Linked DNA regions of Homo sapiens: region 1 is linked to region 2. Evidence: chromatin contacts called from ENCODE Hi-C or POLR2A ChIA-PET data. All regions are on one chromosome and are shown on one strand. The core of a region is the stretch at or near the end of the contact, and the rest is flanking DNA. Distances in the headings are between cores, read along the strand shown. Region 1 overlaps SPATS2L (spermatogenesis associated serine rich 2 like). Region 2 has its middle 110 kb from the start of SPATS2L.

The links. Hi-C counts contacts between places; a loop is a spot of excess contacts on that map. ChIA-PET counts read pairs that join two places held with the same protein, here RNA polymerase II (POLR2A). Pooled maps may share reads with other maps.
Region 1: a loop to region 2 is called in a map with no recorded cell type, with 5 times the contacts of the local background. The contact joins two enhancer-like sites. A Hi-C loop is called at or near these places in 13 of 37 single-sample maps with no recorded cell type and 11 of 50 pooled maps. POLR2A ChIA-PET finds 5 or more read pairs at or near these places in 2 of 52 experiments (BJ and HCT116).

Annotation. Positions count from the first base shown.
Region 1 is chr2:200,468,137-200,474,952 of GRCh38, forward strand. SPATS2L (spermatogenesis associated serine rich 2 like) reads left to right here. Exons shown (of 13, transcript NM_001100423.2): 11 at 1,778-1,880; 12 at 4,696-4,916. All of the region lies in intron 2 of LOC101927741 (a long non-coding RNA gene), which reads right to left. Among named protein-coding and RNA genes, the nearest start is that of KCTD18, 39 kb to the right of the region's middle. RefSeq lists enhancers at 3,467-3,646, 4,962-5,111. Within about 2 kb of position 3,372, at least 2 of the 41 ENCODE cell types and tissues checked have a DNase peak (open chromatin) inside an H3K27ac peak, as active enhancers do.
Region 2 is chr2:200,194,745-200,201,031 of GRCh38, forward strand. No RefSeq gene overlaps it. Among named protein-coding and RNA genes, the nearest start is that of SPATS2L, 110 kb to the right of the region's middle. Within about 2 kb of position 4,432, at least 2 of the 41 ENCODE cell types and tissues checked have a DNase peak (open chromatin) inside an H3K27ac peak, as active enhancers do.

The sequences.
Region 1 (6,816 bases), core at 2,122-4,621, 270 kb after region 2:
TGGCCTCCACTTGGGTCACGTCCATCATTTGGCCCAGAGAGGGTGTGACATCTTGATCGCCAGACCCACCAAGACTGTGGATCTTTGAAACTGCATCAGGGTACAGTTACCAGAAGGGGAAATAGTTACCAGGAAGGCAAGTATAAGTATTTACAACAAAATAGGAAGAAATTTTAAAATTCCCCTTATCCACTTTTTCACCCAGTATACTACACACACACACACACACACACACACACACACGCCTTCCAGCTTCTTACCCACTTCCAGGAAACTAGAGTGGTTGCAAGACACAGCTGCTGCTAGCTTTGAAAGTAAGATTGCAAATTGGGGCATAAAACTGCTTGGCAATGATTGACAGTGGCAAGTGACTTTTCAACTCCCTCCCTCCTGGTTGGGCATGAAAGCGGGCCCCATGGGGAAGAGGACCTCACCTGAGGGTGCTGAGGGCGTCAGTGGCCTTTCCCTCCTCAGCTTCTCTGCTCTGGCCTTTGTGGCCTCCCACCCAGCCAATTGCAGTGGCCTCCACACTAGTCTCTCTGCCTACACTGTCTCCCTTCAGCCTCGTACTCCACTAAGACCAGACGTAAACTCCCAAAGCAGATCTGGTTTCCCCAGTATATCTCCTTCCCCTCAGAAAGAAATTCACAGCTGGACTTCAATATATGTTCCAACTTCCATCTCTCTCTACAAAAATCCCAGCTTGTTAGAACATCAAGTAAGAAATATAAAATTGCTAGCTTCCTGATCTATTGAAATCACCTCATCTTCCGAGTTTCATTTCTGCCTATCAAAACGCCACCCATCATAAAATAGTTAGTAGCACAGGCTTTGGAGTGAAACAGTCCAGCTGCAAAATTTTCTACTTCTGTGACCTTGGATAAGTTACACATTCTCTTAGACTCGTAGAACCCCAATTCCCCCATCTGTAAAACAGAGGTAATAATACTGACTTCATAATACTGTGATCAGATGAAATGAGATTATCTGCTAAGAATTTGACCAGTGCCTCGTAAGTGTTCAATGATTTTTTCAATGTTCCCTCTTAAATAACTCTTTCCCCATTGCCCTCAGTAGGAAATAATTTCTTCCTCTTTTATATTCCTAAAGCACCAACCACATTCCACCTTGTATTGTAGTTAATGGTATCTGTTTTCCTTGCCATTGCTAAACTCCCTGGTAAACTCAAGAAGGGACTGAGTCGCAGTTATTTCTGTATTTCTCACCATGTCTTCTACACACAGATCTTAATTTTAAATGAATGGAAAAATAATCTCTTTCTCACTTCTTTTCACAGCACTTGAAATTCTGCCATTTAAAATAATATTTTCCAGACACTAAAGGCTTTGTGGACGTCCCGGTTCCCTGTTAAAATAGGAATGGGGGTCTAGGAAGGACGACATGTTTTCTCTTGATGGTTAATACCTTAGAAGGCACTTGGCCAAACTCAGAAGACCCTGCCAGAATGCAATTCAGAAAAGTACTAGGAGGGCGAGGGGTGCTAAAAGGTTAAATAGATGAGTCAGACACACATTTCATGTAGGCCCAAACAAGAGAAACACAGGCCCCTCACATATTCCCCAGGCAGGAAGATGCTCATTCCCTAGCCAGGTCAGCACTAAGACTGAGCGTGGAGCCTCCCAGCAACAGGGCTGGAAAGATCCCCACCAGGTCAGCACTGCAGTGGACACCGGAAGAGCAGAGTGAACGCATCCACGGGGGTGCCTTGGTCATTTCTGTAATCATGGGGTTCCTGCTTTTCATCTCTTTCCTCCAGCACTTTGTCAGCGAGCGTAAATATGACGAGGAGCTCGGGAAAGCTGCCCGGTTTTCCTGTGACATCGAACAGCTGAAGGCCCAAATCATGCTCTGCGGAGAAAGTGAGTTTTGCATATTTGCTGAATAATTCTGTGTGAGTAACCTTGGTGCTATTTGGAGTTGCTATTGGAAATGTCAGGTGTGCAGTCCCCCCAGGGGGCTAACGTGAGGTCTAAAGAGATTTAATGATCTAAGCTCATGACACAAGTCACCAGAAATGTCGAGATTTGAACCTAGAGTCTTCAAATGCCACTGCCCATCAGTAATTCCCCAGGATTTATTAAGTGGAACAGAACAGGTCAACTAGTTGATACCTTTTGCAAACTTTTATTAAGCACTGCCAGTTAAACTGCTTCTCTGATTTCAAACAGCCCTGGTTCTACAGAAACTCGTTAGGCAGAGAGAGTGAGTCTTCCTAACATGTCTGGGAACAATCAGTTATTGTTGTGCAGGGCCCAGCTGTTATGCGAGCCCCTCAGCAGTGCCCTGAGCCTCCACCCTCGGTTCTCTGTGCTGAGTGAGGCTGCAGATAATGAAAGACTTCACTCAGCCATTAGCTTTAGTCTTGTTCCCTATTAAGCCTTAATTAGAGCAGCTAATGTGCAACAAAATTGGCTGCTATATTTTCCCCCTACACCAGCCCACCCACAAGGGGAGGTGGGAATGAGCACTGAAGCGGCTTTAAGGACGGCCACAAGGAGGAAAGGACTAGTCAATGACGTGGAAACCCACAGCCTCGCAGTCAGCTGAAAAATTAAGATTTGGCTGCACTTCCTATTATGATAGAATTAACTATACTGTACTACACTGCATACATATATAGTAACACAATTTGCTTTTATCACTTCACAATCTATGGTAGACATTTTTTCATATCAATATATTTAACCAGTCATTTCTCTAAATATAATAGATGTCACCGGTCTTCTGGTTGCTGCATTTAGATTGCTTGCAGTTTTTCACCATTAAAATAACACTCTGATCACCTGAGGCCAGGAGTTCGAGGCCAGCCTAGCCAATATGGTAAAACCCCCATCTCTACTAAAAGTGCAAAAATTAGCTGGGCGTGGTGGCAGGTGCCTGTAAGCCCAGCTACTTGGGAGGCTGAGGCAGGAGAATCACTTGAACCTGGACCCGGGAGGCAGAGATTGCAGTCAGTGGAGATCGCACCACTGCACTCCAGCCTGGGCGACAGAGCGAGACTCCATCTCAAAAAATTAATTAATTAATTAATTAACACTGCTGCGAGCATCCTTGTCCACACATCCTTGCCAATTATTTGATTTTCTGACTGCATTTTTAAAAATTATTGTTCCCCCCTGTACTCTTCCTTATGAAAGAATCTACCTATTTGCCATTCTCTATCCCCAGCTTTTGCCCCACCTCTAAAAAAGGGAACTGCCCACCCTCTTTTCCACTTCAGCCCTCAATGAGCAAGACAGTGATGCTGAGCGATGCCCTGTCACCACCGATCTCGGGGCGATGGAGAGGTGCCCCTTCACCTCCTTTCCTCCTGAGCACTTCAAGTGCCATCTAGTGGGAGAAATGGTCCCTTACTAAATTCCAGGTGTCCATTCTGAAAGACAGACACCGTAATCATCCAAAGGCCCTTCCTTCTCAGCTTTGTTGAGAGCACATTGAGAACCCACAGGTACTGAACCGGAAATAGTGGTCCCTGATCTGCAGACAATAATGACCCCATGAAACTGAATCTGGTGAGCATAGGAGCCACGGAAATCCCCTGGTCACATTTGGACAGCCCCAGCTTGCTGTCACACCTTCCCAGTACACTGAAGGGACTGGGGATGTGTCCCTGGCCTTTCCATTTCTCCTGTATTGTGATTCTTACTGGTCCCGCCTAGTCCTCTAGCAGAACCCTGGGATTAAATCTGATCCAACAAAGAGAGCAGACAAAGTTGCTTTCAAAAATTGGTGACAGTTTTAAGCCTCAAAGAAAGGTCTAGCTGGCAGTCAGATTCTGGTGAACTGTGAGAGGGAAGTCAGGGCTTTATCCTTGAATTGATTCCCTCCAGTTCTGATTCAGTGTAATCACATAGAAATCATCCCAGCAGAAACCACCACTTTCAAAACCAGGGGGAATGGTCATAATAAACGCTGAGCAGACCTGCCTGAGCCCTGAGCCCTGAGCCCTGAGCTCTGACGGGTGTCCGCCTGATCAGCCTGCCTTGCCTGTAACCTTGGAAGTGGTGCACATCTGCAGTGAGGCTGCAGAAAACGGGGCTGATTAAAGGTGTGATGATGGAGCACTAATGAAATATACAAGATGCCTTAGGGGCTGGCGGGCCTGGCCCTGTGTTTGGGGGATATGCATGACCCAGAGTAACAGAATTCCTAACATCCAACATCACCCCATTCCCAAGCTCTCAGAACATCGTGGATCTGACAGGCCAGAGTGTCCGCATAGCTCCCAATCTTTCTGTGTCTGCAGTACCAGTTGGTCCAGGGAACTGATCAGGGAAGTGAGAACAGGTTTGGTAATGGGGACTCTACGAGGCAGAGTACATTTGCAGACAGGGCCAGAGAGGGAACCTTGAGGTTTCATTATCTCTTTTCCCTTGGTGGTTCTTGACCTAAAGAATAATATTTAAGTTGGTCAGATATGTCTTATTTCCTACAAATGTCTCCCAACTTGGATGATTATGCTGTAATCACAGTTCAGTGATTCCCACAAAAGAAATTTGGTTGTTCTCTTAAGCACCAAGATGCCCTTTCAAATAACATCTTTCAAAAGAAAACTTTTTAATGTTTTTGTGGAGCTCCTGGCCAGTTTCTTCATCTTCTAGCGCTTCCTAATGGGTTACTGAGGCAGCAGTGTTGGAGGTGCAGCTCGTAACACTGAGCACTTTATTATTGCAGTTACACATCCAAAGAACAACTATTCCTCAAGAACTCCCTGCAGCTCCCTGCTGCCTCTGCTGAATGCGCACGCAGCAACCTCTGGGAAACAGAGTAACTTTTCCCGAAAATCATCCACTCACAATAAGCCCTCTGAAGGCAAAGCGGCAAACCCCAAAATGGTGAGCAGTCTCCCCAGCACCGCCGACCCCTCTCACCAGACCATGCCGGCCAACAAGCAGGTAAGCCGACACTGGTGCAGGGTGCCAGAGGAAAAAAAAAAAAAAACCTGTTTCCAGAGGAAGAAAACAGCAACTACTAGATTCTGGGCCTCCTGGGGTCACACTCAGGCTCCCGCCACCTGCCCTCACCCACTCCCCACCCAGCAGCACTGCCCAGCTGGCCTCTTGGGAACTCCCCTGGTCGCTCTCATCCATGCCTGCCAGGTGCTTTCCCATGTGGAGGAAGTGGCCTGCATGCACTCTTGACCACGTGAGCAGAGTCCACCCCAGTGACACAGTTCTTCTCATGGCTAGGACTGCCACCATCCCTGGGGCCCCGAAACCAGCCCACACGTGGAAGGGACCCACAGAGACTCTGGAACAAGACTCGGAACCTACTAAACTACTAATGAGAGGAAATCTGGCATTTGTTTTTTAAGATATTTTAATCCCCATTTATGTTTAGCTGATCAATAAGAGGCTAAAGTTAGTGCAGTCTTCTCTTCTCTTGGGATTTCAGTAAGGAGAATACATTTCAAAATGGCATTCTTCATTCTTATCTATTATGATGTCTAAAGACACAAGTGTCCAAAGAACCATCTTCCTTCTCTCCTTCTGCTTCTCCACTATATCTTTTGGAGGTGATTTCCCCCTTATCCTTAGAGAATTAACAAAAAATTGGGATCTGCCGGATGCAATGGCTCACTCCTATAATCCCAGCACTTTGGGAGGCCAAGGTGGGCAGATCACTTGAGGTCAGGAGTTTGAGACCAGCCTGACCAACATGGTGAAACCCTGTCTCTACTAAAAACACAAAATTTAGCCAGGCATGGTGGCGGGTGCCTGTAATCCCAGTTACTCGGGAGGCTGAGGCAGGAGAATTGCTTGAACCCGGGAGGCGGAGGTTTCAGTGAGCCAAGATCGCACCACTGCCCTTCAGCCTGGGCAACAGAGTGAGACTCCATCTCAAAAAAAAATAAAAATAAAAATAAAGGATCTGATGATATAGAAGTTGGGCATGCTATAAAGATACCTAAGATACCTTTTATCATCTCCAAGAAAAAGTCTTTTCTTTTTTTTTTTTGTAAGACTTTAAAAATGGTGGTTTTCTAACAGGTGTCTTGTTGGGTTTTGCTGTCTCAGCCTTTGAGAATTCTTATTAATGATATTGACAGGTGTTTTCTCAGGCCCTGAAGTCTTCATGAGCTTTAAGATAGCACTTTGACAAGGAGCATGTTATAATCTCATTAGTTAAAGATCATAATCAAATCTGTTTTTACTTGTAGTCTAAATATATCTTCACAGTTTTTGTTCTTTTTTTTTTCTTTTTTTTGGCACAATCTCGGCCCACTGCAGCCTCAACCTCCTGGGCTCAAACAATCCACCAGGCTCAGCCTGCAGGGTAGCTGGGACTACAGGCACGTGCCACCACGCCTGACTAAATTTTTTTGTATAATTTTTGTAGAGATGGGGTTTTGTCATGTTGCTGTCAAATTCCTGGGCTCAAGCGATCCACCTGCTTCAGCCTCCCAAAGTGCTGAGATTACAGGCATGAGCCACCATGCCTGGCCTCTCTGTTCATTATTAAATACCATGCTGATAATTAAGTCTAAAATTTAGTCTAAGAGTTTCCCTTTTTCATAATTTCTTTAAAAACAAAGGAGGCCAGATTAAGTACTATCTATGTAGATACTTCTTCAGTTCTCTGGTTTAGCAGTTTAGGTAATGGCTCATTTAAGTTGAAATCCACTCAAATATCTAAGTCAGAACACTGTAGACCCAGGCAAGAATGGCCCTTGGACCGGGCCCTGTGTTTTCAAGTAACTTCTTGACCCTCCCGCAGCCATGGCCCTCTCTACAGAGTAAGGAATCAGAGAGACCAAGGAGACAGGGCCACTGGAATCTACACTCTTTGTTCTGA
Region 2 (6,287 bases), core at 3,182-5,681:
TGACCTATAATATATTCATTTATTGAAGTAATATTTACTTAGCAAATGTGATATGGAAGAACCTATGCTAGGTACTGGGGGTAGATATCATGAGTAAAAGATGGCTTATCCTCGGGAAACTCGAAGACCACTGAGGAAGATAATACAAAGAAACTGAAATAATCAATATAACATGATGAGAGTTGAGGAAAGTGCTGACTGGCGTCTTATTTTGTTACTGTTTTGCTACAATGAGTTAACCAGGGAGGAGTAAAATGTATACTAGCAGGATGCCAGGATCATATCTCTGAAAGGTTTGGATTTCCCTTCCTTTGTTCCTGGCCACCCAGATTATGCCAGCACTGGAGGAACCAGGGCTAGTGTCCTGGGTTAAATTGGGCGTCTGGCTCAAGTCCAGGCAGCAGCTTCCTGCACACTGAAGGAGGATGGTGGTTTGGAGGTTCTCAGAAGAGGCAGAGATGCGCACTACTTATGTGCAGGACCCAGGGTGGGCTGATGGTCTGGATGGTGGGATGGCTGTGGGACGCTTATGGAAGCTGGACATTTAAGTGCTGTAGCTAGGGTCTCTGTCGCTGTCTGTAGTCCATGGAGGAGACATCTGTGAAGCACATCTCTGAGCTCACTCCTGCCCTACAGTAGGCAATGCACATAGACAGCAGAGGATCCACACTGGGCAGCGTGATGATATCAATATTGACCCCATTGTCTGGGAGCCAGCACAGAAATGCTATGCAATTCTGTGCATGTTTGGGAGCTCCATAAATGTTTCTTAGATTGAATATACTGCCTGATGAATCGACGGTTGAGGAGCAAATCTGTACCAGGTGTTGCAAATTAGATGCTTACAGGTACAGCAAGCACTACAAAGAAATCTAGTGATGAAGGGTGTCTGGTGTGACGAGGTAAACTGGAAACTACGTGTCTTTTACTCAACTCCAACTGCTTATGGAATGCTGGTAAGTGTAGTGAGATCTTTGATGTTTTTCTTGTTCGTTCAAGAGAAGCTGGATATTTATGTAAAAAACTTCCTGAATTTTTAAAAACATTCCTTTCTTTCTTTTTTTTTTTTTTTTTTTGACACAGATTCTCACTCTGTTGCCCAGGCTGGAGTGCCGTGGTGCGATCTCGGCTCACTGCAACCTCCGCCTCCCAGCTTCAAGCTATTTTCCTGTCTCAGCCTCCCAGGTAGTTGGGATTACAGGCGTGCACCACCACGTGTGGCTAATTTTTGTATTTTTAGCAGAGAGGAAGTTTCACCATGTTGGCCATGCTGGTCTCTAACTCCTGACCTCAGGTAATCCGCCAGCCTCAGCCTCCCAAAATGCTGGGATTACATGCATGAGCCACCTTGTCCGGCCTCACCCAGCACCATTTAGTGAAAAGACTATCTTTTTCCCATTGTATGTTCTGGGTGTCCTTACTGAAGATGAGTTGGCTATGAATGGCTGGGTTTATATCTGGTTCTATATTCAGTTCCATTGGTCTGTGTGTCTGTCTGTTTTATGCCAGAACAATGCTGATGTGGTTACTATAACTTTGTAGTAAATTTTGAAGCCAGGTAGTGTGATGTCTTCAGCTTTGTTCTTTTTGCTTAAGATTGCTTTAGCTATTCAGGATCTTTTGTGGTTTTATTTAAAGTTTAGAATTTTTGTCCTGCTTCTGTGAAAAGTGAAAACCTCCTGCATTTTCAATGTTGGCAACTAATTCAAAATTTAAAATATTATGCAGGTGAAACAAAATTCACCTGCTGTATTTGTTCCATAGACAAGTCATTTGCAGTCTCTGGACTATAAGAAATAAAAAGATAAAATAAAAAATATGGGAAGTCATAGGAAATGGGTAGAGAAGTTGAATTTTGAGATGGGATAGAGGCATGGATGGGACTCCTGATAAGATCTGAGATATCAGAGACAATTGAAAAGATGAATTCCCACAATTCTTACATTTGTTTATCCATTTCTTTTTCAACCAATATGCACTGAGTACCTCCTATATGTCAGGCATTATGCTAAAGGTGGTGCAGATGTGGGTAGCAGAGGAGGGGAATGGTCCCTGTACTCAAAAAAACGTTTAGTCTAGTGGTTAGACACCTGAAAGATTAAAAAATATGCCAGAAAAAAATTCATAGGCTAAGAGACAGTGTTCAAAGCAGGAGGAACAGCACCTGGGAAGGCCACATATGAGCATGGCAAGCTGTGTCTGCAAAGCCCAAGGAAGTTCTTATGCCTATAGGACAGAGCTCAAGGGGAAGTGGTGAGAGGAGGCTAGAGACACTGGCAGGGGCCAGAGCCTGGAAAACCCCAAGCAAAGCCCTTTTTGTACTAACCCTAGAGGCAATGGAAAATTCGTCAAGGATTTTAAGCAAGAGACTCAAGGAGGTTGTAATATTTAAAGATGTTCCAAGGTTAGCGTATAGAACATAAAATGGGAGACCAAGTGTGAAGCAGTGGCTGTAATTCAGGCGAGAAATAAAGGCCAGGTAGAACAGAAAGAACTGAATCAAGGGAATGGATTTAAGAGACATTTTGGAGATGGAAGAAAGATCAAAAGTAATTGATATGAAGTAGAGAACAAAGGAGATGGAGGATTTAAAGATAACATCCCCAGGGTTCTGGTTTGGGCACTGGGTGAATGATGGTTCCATTCCCTGAGAAAGTCAACTCTGGTACTCTGTGTGTGTGTGTGTGTGTGTGTGTGTGTGTGCGAGTGTGTGTGTGTGTGTGTGTGTGTGTGTAGTGGTTTAGGGGAAATGCTCATTTGTTTTGCCTTGATATGCTAAATTTATGGTGCCAGAAAGACATCCAAGTGGAGACGTGTAACAGGCAATTGCTATATGGGCAATGAACTTAGGAGGAGGGTTGCATTAGAGATTTAGCTTTTGGTGCCATCAGCATATAGCTGAAAGTAGGGGACATTGTCTATAGAGTTTAGAGGAAGAATATCAGACTGCCAAGAAAAGATTTCTTAGGGCTACTAATATTTAAGGAATGAGTAGAAAAGGAAAGATTGTAATGATGTGTGAGAAGAAGCAGTCAAAGATATAAAAGAAAAATCAGGTAACTGTAGCTAAAAGAAAAGAGAAAAACATTTTTGAAAAAATAGAGCAAAGCAACAACTGAAAAATGTCCTTAAGATTTCACAACAAGAATTTGGGCAAGATAATTTTCAGTAGCCTGGCGGTTCAAGGATATCGCATATTCTTATCCTTAGTGTAGAAATGGTAACAGCAAATGTAGACAATTCTTTAAAAAGTTTGATTGTGAGATGCCAAATAGCCAAAATAACCTTGAGCAAAAAGAACGAAGCTGGAGGCATTACATTCCTTGATTTCAAAATATCCTATAAAGGGATTATAATCAAAACAGCATGAAACTGTGTAAGAACAGACACATTGATCAGGATAGAAAGCCCAGAAATAAACCCAAAAATTTACAGTCGATTTTTTTTTTCTTTTGGCTTTTTTTTTTTTTGACAGTTTCACTCTTGTCACCCAGGCTGGAGTACAGTGGCATGATTTCGGCTCACTGCAACCTCCACCTCCCGGGTTCAAGCAATTCTGCCTCAGCCTCCCAATTAGCTGGGATTATAGGCATGCACCACCATGCCTGGCTAATTTTGTATTTTTAGTAGAGACTGGTTTTCACCATGTTGGCCAGGCTGGTCTCGAACTCCTGACCTCAGGTGATCCGCTAGCCTTGGCCTCCCAAAGTGCTGAGATTGCAGGTGTGAGCCAGCACACCCAGCCTGATTTTTGACAAAAGTGCCAAAAAAAAAAACACAATGGCGCAAGGAAAATATCTTCAATAAATGTTGTTGAAAAACTAGATATCCACATACAGAAGAATGATATTAGACCTTTATCTTGATATTAGAACCTTACACCATATACAAAAGTCAGCTCAATATGGATTAAAGACTTAAATCTAAGACCTGAAACTTTAAAACTTCCAGAAGAAAACCCAGGGGGAAAGCTCCACTACATTGGTCCGGGCAGTGATTTTTTGGATAGGATTCCAAATGTACAGGGAACAAAAGTAAAAGTAGACACATTGATGGCGTCAAGCTAACAAGTTCCCGCACAGCAAAGAGAACAATTAAAAGAGTGAAGAGACAACCCACAGAATGAGGGAAAATATTTACAAACCATACATCTAAGAAGAAGTTAATACCCAAAATATATAAGGAAGCCAAACAACTCAACAGCAAGAAAATAAATAAGCCAGCTGAAAATTGGCTAAAGGACCTGACTGACCAATTTTCAAAAGAAGACATACAAATGGTAATAGGTATATGAAAAATTCTCAGCACCACTAATCATTAGGGAAATGCAAGTTAAAACCACAATGAGACATCACAGCTTTTCGAATGGCTTTTACCAAAAAGCTCGAGATAAGTATTGAAAAGGAAGTACAAAAAGGGAACCCTTATATACTGTTGGTGGGAATGTAAATTGGTACAGCCACTTTGGTAAGCAGTATGGAGGTTCCTCAGAAAACTAAAAGCAGAACTACTATGCAATGCAGTAATCCCACTTTTGGATATATACCCAAAGGAACTGAAATCAATGTGTCAAAGGACTCTCTGCACTCCTGTGAACATTGCAGCATTGTTCACAATAGCCAAGATATGAAACCAACCTAAAGGTCTGTAAGTAGATGAATGGATAAAGAAAATATGGTACAGGATTAAGATGGCAGATAGGAGGCAGGACTAGCTTGCAGCTCCCTCTTGGACAGACAGAGCAGCATGTGGAGACTCATATTGTGAACTTTTGCTCCATGAACTACCACAGCAACATACCTGGAAAGCCAAGAGAATCCACAGACCCTTTGAAGGAATTGGATCACCTCTGCAGGCTCCCCAGATGCCAAAAAGCTGTGAGTCTGCTTGCTTTCTCAGCAGGGAGGCTCATGGTCTGGGGCAAGTTCTCAGGCCTGGTCACTGGCTGCCTGGACTTGATGCAGTTGGAGGAGCACAGTGGGAGTGAGACCAGCCCTTAGGACTACAGGCTGTGTGGCAGCAGGGTGAGGCCGGTGACTGCCAGCTTTACCCCACTTCCCTGGCAACCTGTGTGACTCAGCAGAGGCAGCCATAATCCCCCTGGGAACAAAACTCCATTGGCCTGGGAGCCACGCCCCCAGCCCCTACAGCAGCTGCAGCATGCCCCACCCAAGGAGAGTCTGAGCTCAGACACATGTATCCCTGCTCCAGCCTGGTGGTCTTTCTCTACCCACCCTGGTTGTTGAAGACAAAGGACATAATCTCTTGGGAGCTCTATGGCCCTGCCCACCGCCTCAGAAACCTGAATATGTAACCAGGCCACCCTAGGGCAACTTTGCTTCCTGCCTGTAGTACCACAGTTGATGCACTCTTGAAAGCGCCACCTCCTGGCTGGAGGCCAACCAACACAAAACCAGTGCACTGAAAAAAAATACAACCAAAGACCCTCACAGAGTCCACTTCACTTCCCTGCTTCCTCCACTGGAGCAGGTGCTGGTATCCACAGCTGAAAGACCTGAAGATGGATCACACCACAGGACTCTTTGCAGACACTCACCAGTACCAGCCAGGAGCCCAGTAGCTGTGCTGGGGCCAGACCCAGAAGAGCAAAACCAATCACAGCAGTTCGGCTCTCAGGCTCTTTCTGAATTGGCAGAAAAATAATTCAGAAGACCAATTATTAAGCTAATCAAGGAGGCACCACAGAAAGATGAAGTACAACTTGAAATCAAAAACATGATACAGGATATGAAAAGAAAAACCTTCAGTGAAGTAGATGGCATAAATAAAAAAACTTTGCAACTTCTGGAAATCAAGGACACACTTAGAGAAATGCAAAATGCACTGGAAAATCTCAGTGATAGAATCCAACAAGCAGAAGAAAGAACTTTCAATCTTGAAGACAAGGCTTTTGAATTAACTCAATCCATCAAGGACAAAGAAAAAAGAATTTAAAAAAAAATAAACAGGCCAGGTGCAGTCGCTCACACCTGTAATCCTGACACTTTGGGAGGCCAAAGTGGATGGGTCACCTGAGGTCAGGAGTTCAAGATGAGCCTGGCTAACATGGTGAAACCCTATCTCTACTAAAAATACAAAAATTAGCTGGGCGCAGTGGTAGGCACCTGTAATCCCAGCTACTTGGGAGGCTGAGGCAAGAGAATTGCTTGAACCCGAGAGGTGGAGGTTTCAGTGAGCCAAAATTGTGCCATTGCACTCCAGCCTGGGTGGCAAGAGCAAAACCCCATCTCAAAAACAAAAGCAAAAACAAAAACAAATGAACAAAG